2 separate regions of the Homo sapiens genome follow, and region 2 is linked to region 1. A link is a loop called in an ENCODE intact Hi-C map of the cell type or tissue named here. Cell type or tissue: breast epithelium. All regions are shown on one strand. Links, peaks and the distances in the headings refer to the core of each region. The heading gives the core; the rest is flanking DNA.

The links. A loop is a pair of places that touch in the nucleus more often than their neighbours do. Peaks named below come from ENCODE experiments on the same cell type or tissue, not always from the same donor. Only the 100,000 strongest peaks of a DNase experiment are listed, where the experiment ranks them.
Region 2: it touches region 1 in a loop (17-fold over the local background); 1 of 110 quality-filtered maps calls a loop at or near these places.

What each region holds. Positions count from the first base shown.
Region 1 is chr20:57,545,154-57,549,537 of GRCh38, forward strand. It overlaps LOC124904941 (a long non-coding RNA gene), which reads left to right and starts at 1,084. Exons shown (of 2, transcript XR_007067674.1): 1 at 1,084-1,685; 2 at 3,002-3,744. In breast epithelium, for the core only: no CTCF peak of the experiment used is centred there; no DNase peak of the experiment used is centred there; H3K27me3 peaks cover 374 bases.
Region 2 is chr20:58,849,129-58,853,512 of GRCh38, forward strand. It overlaps GNAS-AS1 and a transcript of GNAS not described here. Among named protein-coding and RNA genes, the nearest start is that of MIR298, 33 kb to the left of the region's middle. RefSeq lists an enhancer at 3,430-3,529. In breast epithelium, for the core only: CTCF peaks have their summits at 3,714 (motif pointing left) and 3,921; a DNase peak (open chromatin) is centred at 1,823; H3K4me3 peaks cover 2,968 bases; H3K27me3 peaks cover 503 bases.

The DNA.
Region 1 (4,384 bases), core at 276-4,275:
CAAGGCTGTCCACTTGGAGCTGCGATAAGTCTTTTTTTCTGTGCTATGAGGACACTAGGTGTGAACAGATACTGACATCGAAAAGTAGAGGGTTGAGGAGGGGGGTAAGGAGGAAGGAAAGAATGGCAAAGGAGTTATGTTGCAGTCAGTAAAGGTTAGAAATGAATCACAAGATCGGGGTAGGAAACCAAGTAATAAAATAAGTGCATAATAGTGGGTTGCCAGGCAGACAGTGGGCTAATACCGAAGTGACAATGGCAGTGCAGCAGGGAGGCTGAGCAACAGAAAGGAGTGGGCGAGATGGAAAAATAAAGAGAGAATAATAAAAGCCAACACAGAGGGGGAGAGCAGAGGAGTCTGTCACTTTGTCTTAGGAGAAATTAAGAAGCCAGACAAATTATAAGTGTACTTTCATTTGGAAACATGATCAGACAGTCTGAGATGGGTGCTCCTGGATGAGGTGATCATGGCTTGTAGGGACCTGTGAGTGGCTCGCTCTGACCTGGCATGGGAAGGGCCAGGACTTGCCAACGTTTGCAGGTGGCAATGAAGTGCAAGACTGAGGGAATGCAAGGGGGCTTATTGGATCTCTTTGATTCTTCTGTTCAGAAAGAAAAGAGTGGAAGAAGATGGCTAACATTCTTAAGGGCCCAGGGCCAATGTGGGTGTTCCCATTGAATTCTCACCAGGGCCCTATGCAATAGGTGCTGGTTTTATCCTTCTAGTTCAGATGAGAAAACTGAGGCCAGGAGCTTGTTCAAGATCACATGAGCAGCAAGGACTCTTGTTTCTGACCTCTCTGCCACCTGCCTGCCCAGGCTGCCTGCTGAAGCCACTGCATCACCGTGAATGTGCATCTCCCACAAGGGCTGGTGTGTGGTTTACAGCCACAGGGAGGCGTTTTCAGGGCCCATCTGGGGTTGGAAGACATTGCTTTCCTTTGTCCTGACACCAAAAAGGAAACCGGCGTGGCCACTCTGAACATTTTGTCTTCTTTGGCATTTGGTTGCCTTTTTTCCCTCCTCCATTGGCAATGGATCTATCAGGTTCTCAGTTAAAATGCCGCATTGCCCAAGCACAAATGTGACCCTCGGTGTGTCGTGGGAACACATTGCACAGAGAACTCCACCACACTCAAACGCTGACAGTGCCTTGCCAGCCCTGGTGGACTTGAAGTTTCGATGAGCTTTAAGTTCGTGGAGCAGCTTAGCTCTGGGATTGTGGTAAGAGTGGGATCTAGAGAGATGGGAGTTCCTCCTGCAAATGTGCTCTTGAGCCTATTTTGAGGTCACTAACCATGCTCAGCCACAGTGGCCTCTGCAGGTTGAGGAGGGATTCGCTGTCCTTCCAGAAGCTTCTCTCTAGTTTCAAATGTCATACCCAGATGAAGAAAGGAATGCTTCCTTTGAAATTGATGCCATCCTCAGAGCCACCACACTGAGTGCGGGCCTCTTGCACCCCCATGCAGAGTCCTGCTTTGCTCTTCCTGTATTCCCTGCTGCAAGACCTCAGGGAATGCCCATGGACTGGGCACTTCCTGAGCAGGTTTTCACTAAAAGAAACACTCAGCAAAACAAAGAAAGTTCGTAGAGTACCGTCCAGGCCTAGCTAATGTTTCATAAGGACAATAGAAGGCATCATTTGTTTTCAGAGCATAATTTTATTATATCTTAATGCAAGAAAAGGTAAGATAAATTTCCTATTATTTTAAAATAACCGTGTCATTGTTATAATACCATACTATGATAATAACCATTTTACTGAAAATGATGAATATGTAATTGCCTTTCTTATATATTAGCATGTTATGATTTACTACCACAAATGTTGTTTTTCTTTTCTTAATTAATTTTTATACTTTCAGTATTGAAAAACTTTTCAGCATCTTCTAAATTGGCTCATTCAGGCTTGCACTGTAGACCTTTTGCAACAAGCCTATAGTTCTGCCATCGTCTCTCTTTTCACATGGTAAATTGCCCTGAAAGGTTTAATGAATAAATGAATACATTAATTAACAATGCCCAGAAAAGGGTCTCATTAAAGCAGTGTGTGTTTGGGATGCTTGGCTGGCATTTGGTGGATGGGGGCTGACTATCTTATGATGAAAGATGAACTTAAGCCCCCTGAACTCTCTCCTATGACTCACAAGAGTTTTTACTGGCATGGTTATGTAAACGAGCAGAGCATGAGGGAAATTATTGTTTAATTTCAAAAACATAACTGAATCACGAATACAAAGTGTGCTCTTGCTTCATGCTTTGATGTCTAAGGTGACTCACCGCATGGTACTGCACTTGAAAGGAGATGGAGCTTGGAGCAGGTTTGCCTGCCCGAGGGAGGTCATCCCATGTGCCAGGAGGATGCAAAGTACCTCTTGTGGGCAGGGTTCACCTTCAGTGCCCTCCTCCGAGACTAAAGGTGCAGAGACACCCCGCAGGGCAGGACTGTGACATGGCCTGTCCAGCATTCTGCACTACGTGAAGAATTTGCTACCCACCACATACCTGTAGCACTCCCCTAACTCTGTGGCAACCCCCCAGACTCCCGCATATTTCCAAAGGCAGCCCCTTGCCAGGTGGTGATGAGGGTTCTGCCTCAGGTTGAGAACATGTTGAGATGAGGGTTCTGCCTCAGGTTGAGAACATGTTGAGAAAGTAAGGTTCTGCCAAGTTCTAAAGATGCCATGTGCACAGGCTTCGAAGTGCCCATTTGTCTCTCTTGGATTAACTTGTAATCAATCTAATTTAGTGCTGTTTTTAAATCTAGCAAGACACATTTGTTTATTTTATTTTGTTTTCTAAATAAAGAATAATTGCAGAAAGAGGCTTGGGATGTCTCAGGAAAATAGAGAGGTAAAGTGCTCCATGCAAATAAAACCCAGAACCTTCTCAATGATGTGTTTAGAGGCTGAAACAAGGTAGAGTAGTGCACAGAGGCGGAGCCTTGGCCAAGGTCTCCCGAGTGCATCGGGGAGACGCTCACGTCTACATGATCTTTCCAGGTGCCAGACTTACTGACCTCCAGCTTTTCACATCCTGGGAGGAGATTGCTCTCAAAGGTACACTCATCTTAACCAAACTCAAGACAGCGATGTCTAGGACAAGAAAGCTGACATGCTGATCTGTGCTCAAACCAGAGTTGAGCTGGCTCCAAGAGCGTCTGGTCTCCAGGATCTGCACGGCCTTTGGAAACCAAAGCTCAATCCCAGGGGCTCAGGGCCAGAGAATCAAGCAAACATGCTGGTTACAGAAACTGAAATTATTCACTCATTCGACAAATATTAGTCAGCACCTACTCTGGTCTAGCGACTGTTTTCAGAGCTGTGACCAAGACAGACAACGTCTTTGTCGAGCATGGAGATTATGTTCTAGTTAGTCGTAGATTCTGGGATTGAACCCCTAGACAAGTGAAGAAGGCAACGTCAAATAGTAACTGTCAGAAAGGAAACATAACAGGGGCATGTGTTGCAGGAGCTGGGAAAGGCTGAGACTCGGATGACACGAAGGCCCGTCCATGTGCAGGCCAGGAAGGGTGCTCCATGCAGAAGCACAGCAGGTGCAAAGGCCCTGAACTGGGGATGAGGGTGGCTCGAGGATGCGATCAAGTTCAACTCACAAAGGGGAAGCCGATTGTGAAGTTCAGAGGAGATCCTTCTAGCTTCCAAGGCTGGACCACGGTCTGAGACAGAGGCGAGAATCAGCAGACGGAACAGGTCAATAAAGCAATGCACTGGAATGTTCAGGATTCCTCTGGTTGTTCTATGTGATTTCCCATGGCTGTCTCACCCCTCAAAGCTGTTGGCAAGGTGCCCGGCCTGCGAACTGCACTCAGATACATGTTAACAAATGGTCACGGCACTGCAGAAAGAAGAATGGAGTGGAGTGGACAGTCCTGCAGTGGCTAAATGCTTTTGTTAGAGTGCAAGCGTCTGTAGCCACAGATGATCAGCTTTCTCCCATCACCAAGATGGCCCGTGCAGGCCCTGGCTTCCCGGGGAGAGTTAGATTTCATCTCTGACTTAGACTTTTTTTTGTTAAGGAAAAACACATGTCACATAAAACTTTTTTTTGACATGACAATACCTGGAATAATTAGATACATAAAGAACAATGAGGGAGCTGCGCTTTCCTGAGTGTATTTTGAGCAGTTATTACCCACCATCAGTGCCTTTCAAATGTCACTTGTGGAGTGTTCGTCTGTTTGTCGTGAAGCACAAAACTTTTTCTCTATTCTTTCCCAAAGTAGTTGAGAGCATTTTAAATCTCTGTGTTGAACTATGGCAAGTCACTCCAAAATTAAAGTGCTCAAAACCTTTATTTTGAAAAGCCCGAACAGTGCCCATCAAAGCAGCACAGGGAACACTGTCTTTTCAGTACTCACCCAG
Region 2 (4,384 bases), core at 297-4,296, 1.3 Mb after region 1:
AAACTAAGGGGATGCTACTGGCATCTAGTGGGTAGAGGCTAGGGATGCTGCTCAACATCCTACAATGCACAGGGCAGTCACCACAACAAAGAATTGCCTGGCCCCAAATACCACCAGTGCAGAGGCTAAAACACCAAGTCTAGATGAGATGTGCTGAGTGGTTCTGAAACCCCTTCCTCTGGTGTGCTCCCATCTCTCCCTTCTGAGTCCTCCCTACTCACTCCTGGACTGTCTCCCTTTTTCCTGTCCAGTGCGCCAATTGTTCAAGATTCTATTACCAAATGTATTTCTCCCCTAAAGAGTTTTCTCTGACTCCATAAATTCATCTTTGTAAGTACGATTGCCAATTTGAATGTGTGATCTTTATCTTTTTCTGAACTTCAGACCTTTCCTCCCAGAAAATGGGCTGCAAAAATCTCCATCCCAACTGCCCAAAGTTCCTTAATCTGCCATGTCTAAAACCAAATCAGCACTGCCACCTTGCCAGCCCCTCCCACTGACTTCCCTGTCCCACTCCCAGTGTTCCATCCATCTGGGTGCCACACTTTGGCTCCTCCATCTTTTGTGTCTTTCTAGCATAAGAGCTGCTCCAGGAGGATCCTTTGGGACCCCTCTTGAGTGCCGTCCTTCAGCCTTCCTGCTTCCTTCACCGTGCTAGGTCTCTCCTTTAAACATCTCCTTTGTGCATAACCCCTTTCCTTTGTTCTCGATCAGGATCATCCTCCATGCTGCTTCTGCTTTTCCTAAAAGTAGGCTCAAATCCTCACTTGCAGAACAAAAAACTTTCAACATCCTTTCCGTTTCCTGCCAAAATAGCCTCAAAAGTGCTTGCCCTCATACTCCATGGCATCCTCAGAGAGATTCTATCTAATTTCTCCTAACTTTTCTCCCCCTGCTCCCCAAGAGCCAGCCAAGGTGGCCAGTTGTGTTTACCCAGCCACGCCCCATGTTTCCTACCATTAAATCCTTTGTTCGTGGTGGGCAAACCGTCTCCCATCCCCCACTACCACCTTCTATTCATAGCCAAGGCGTCTATCCTTCCTTGGAGGCCCATATAAAAAGTCATTTTCTCCAGCAAGACTTTCAAGGTCCCCCCAGGTGGAGTTCTTTTCTTCCATTTGTATGCTGCTCTACTCTCCAGGATGAGGAACTGGTATTTGTCTAACTTGTTAAATTTGTTTTAGTCACCTCCATGCATGTGCTCCCCTGGCAAAGCTCATGATATCAGAAAGAATGAACAAAGGGGTCCCACAGACCCATGAGGGTGTCGAACAGAGACCCTGAACCCGTTCCTCGACAAATGGTACTTTGGGGGTGAGCGCGAGGCCTGACGAAAGCAAACAACCCCTTTGGAGCACCCATGGCAGCCTCCCTGGGGCTCCAACCCCAATGTCTACTGACCTTCCACTTGTGCAGGCTCAGCATCCCTGGGGCCTCAACTCCTTATCCATCCTGGGCTGCTCCTCGCAGTAAGCCCTCTCCTTGGGGTCCTGGCCCTCTACCTCCCAGCCCTGGAAATCTTCTTGCTCCTCACCTTGCCCGGCAGTGGCACCCCGTTGGCTGGGTTAGCCTGCCGCCATCAACACACCCAAGGGTTGGCCCCTGGGACCCCACCTCTCCCCCGAGGCTCGGCAACCTGTGGCATGAGGAAGAGTGACCCCACGGCGCTAGCGGTCCTCGTGGTCTTCCAGGCCTAGCCGCCATACACCCGCCCCCCACCGGCTTCCAACCACCCCAGCAGCACCTCTTCGGGCGTTCCAACGCGGCGCCCCCTATTGGACCTCCCACCCATATCCGGTTTCCGGTCTGACGCCCCCTGCTCATTCGCCAGGCAGCCTTGATTGGCATGACCCCTGCCCAATGGCTGACCCGGCGCTGGGGTCGGAGGGGAGTGAGTTGGTGTTGGGACCCAGTTGGGCCATTCAGTGGATGCTCAAGTGGTTAAGCCGTCTTGCGTGGGTGTAGTTGGCCAAAGTTTGAATCAAAGTTCAGTGTTGACATCTGGAAGTGTGTAGACCCATAGAGCTAAAGCGATATATCTTTGGGGGATCCCAAACGTTTCCCAGGGTCCAACTGTGTTCGCCTCCTTCCGTGCTGCGTGGCCACATGGATGGTGGATGCAGGGGTGCAAGGATGCACGGTGCCTGTGGTACCCTGGCTCTAAGAGGGATGCATTAGACTAAACGGGATCGCAACTTGCGGTGGTTCGCCCGCCTGCAGCTCTTATACAGCAGCCCGTGCCGTGCGCCCTGCTTGCTGCAGCCCGCCCTGTGTAACTCATCCAGCCTCCCCTCCCCCAGGGTTCTGCAGGTCAGATGACCCCCTGCCTCCTGCCCAGTTGCTCTGTGCCTAGACGTGGCTCGCCAATCTGTCTCACTGGTGAGACCGACCTGATGCGCACCTGCCGAGTTTTATGTGACCCCCTTACAGCAGCTTTTCTCCCGGGTTCCAATCCCTCTGCAGACCCCAGACCAGAGCATAGCATGTGCACACATCAAGGCCACCAGGTGGTGTGGGCATTTACCTTTGGCTAGCTCTGAGCTCACCGCAGCATGGTAGCGGGAGCGCAGCTGCGCGGGCAACCGCCGGGTTTGTGGCCGGTTGGCGGGCTCAGTGCCGCCTCAGTGGGCTCTAGCAGTAGAAAAGTAAAGCGACTACCCTAAGATACCCAGAGCGAGAGGAGAGGGGCTAGAAGGGTGCTGGAGGCAGGCTGTAGTGGGGCTAAAGGAGCTGACTGACCAGCGCTGCGGCCGGTGCCCGAAGCAGCGAGCAGCGCACCTCAGCTCCGGTTGCCGCGCGGCATGGTATTTATCTGTGGGTTCAGTGCGCACAGCGTTGTCCAGTCTCGAAACCACCCTAAACCGGCATTAAACCCCAACCAAAATCCCCTTTAACCCTTCCCTAGAACAGCAGGACCTGCGAAACTCTGAGGCCGCTTTGTGAGGTCCTCCTCTGCGCAGCACGCCCCCCACCCCTCTCTTGGTGCCGCCGCAGCTACTCCCTAGGGGGCTTTGCTCTTGGTGGTACGCACCCGAGACCTTCTTATTCCCCTGCGTCACCATCCACATAAACAAGAGAGCACCCTGCTTGCGCCGCTGTGGGCCACTGCGGAGACCCCTAGAGTGTGATGGGGGTGGGGGCTGTTAAAGTGCTTTACCGGAGCCAACCTCAGCAAGTGACAAACAAAAGCAGCAAAAAGTACACCCAAGGCATTTAAAAAACAAATTGCGTGCTTGCATACTCGGCATCCCCTCTCCCTCGCCTCTCTCTGCTTCTTTGGTGGGCTCACGACCACCTGTCGCATCCCTACGCGTGCCTGCGCCCCTTCCCAGGCACCAAAAGCCTTGCGCTCCGGACTAGGGGCTTGAGATCCGGGGCTGCCTGGAGGCTGGGGGCTATGACTCAGAGTTTCAGGGGTATCCTGGGGTGATGAAATCCTTCTTCAGTCCCCCCTCCCCCGAGGAGTCGGTTGGGTTGGGGAGGGAGGGTTTCAGCTCCTGTACTCCAGCGTTCCGAGGCCCACGTCTTGCGTCACGTGTCCCGCAACGCAGGAGCGCTTTCTCTGGCCAGCGGAGAAGCGAGGAGAAAGACTCCAAATCAGTCAGGGAGAGGAGTGGAAGGAGCCAAAACGTCCCTGCGAGGCCTGCGCTCACCAGCCCCCTTACCCAAAGTCCCGGGCCCCTGGCGCCAGGAGCAGGCTCCTGGAGCCGGAGCCAGCTCGGCACTGGAACCGGCGTCCTCTGGTGGCAGAGAGAGAGCGCTACTGGCGATTTTCGGACCGAATCGGCACGCTCGTCAGATCCAAGCAGGCGGGACTGGCCTGGAGCAAAAAGAAAGAGAGAGGAGGGCGTAAGGATAGACCAAGGAAGAGGGGCTGGGGGGCAGCCTGGGGGCATGAAAAGTGGCCAGGAAGGAGCCAAGACTCCACCAGCAACAATTGAGTTGCTTCAGCCTCAGTCTAGGGTTCCTTCCAGGCCTTGAACCCCCCAACCTCACAAGGGTTGGAAAGTGAGGCCGGTGAACTTTCCAGCTGGTACTTTGATTTTAAAATAATAATAATAATTTTTTCACCCTAGTTCGGTTGGGTGCTCCATCTTACGGAGCCCCAAACTTATTTTGAGAGGCCGCCACCGTGTTATGGGCGTGCGCAACTGCCTCTACGGCAATAATATGTCAGGACAACGCGATATCCCCCCTGAAATCGGGGAACAGCCCGAGCAACCACCTTTGGAGGCCCCAGGGGCAGCTGCCCCCGGTGCTGGGCCTAGCCCAGCCGAAGAGATGGAGACCGAACCGCCTCACAACGAGCCCATCCCCGTCGAGAATGATGGCGAGGCCTGTGGACCCCCAGAGGTCTCCAGACCCAACTTTCAGGTCCTCAACC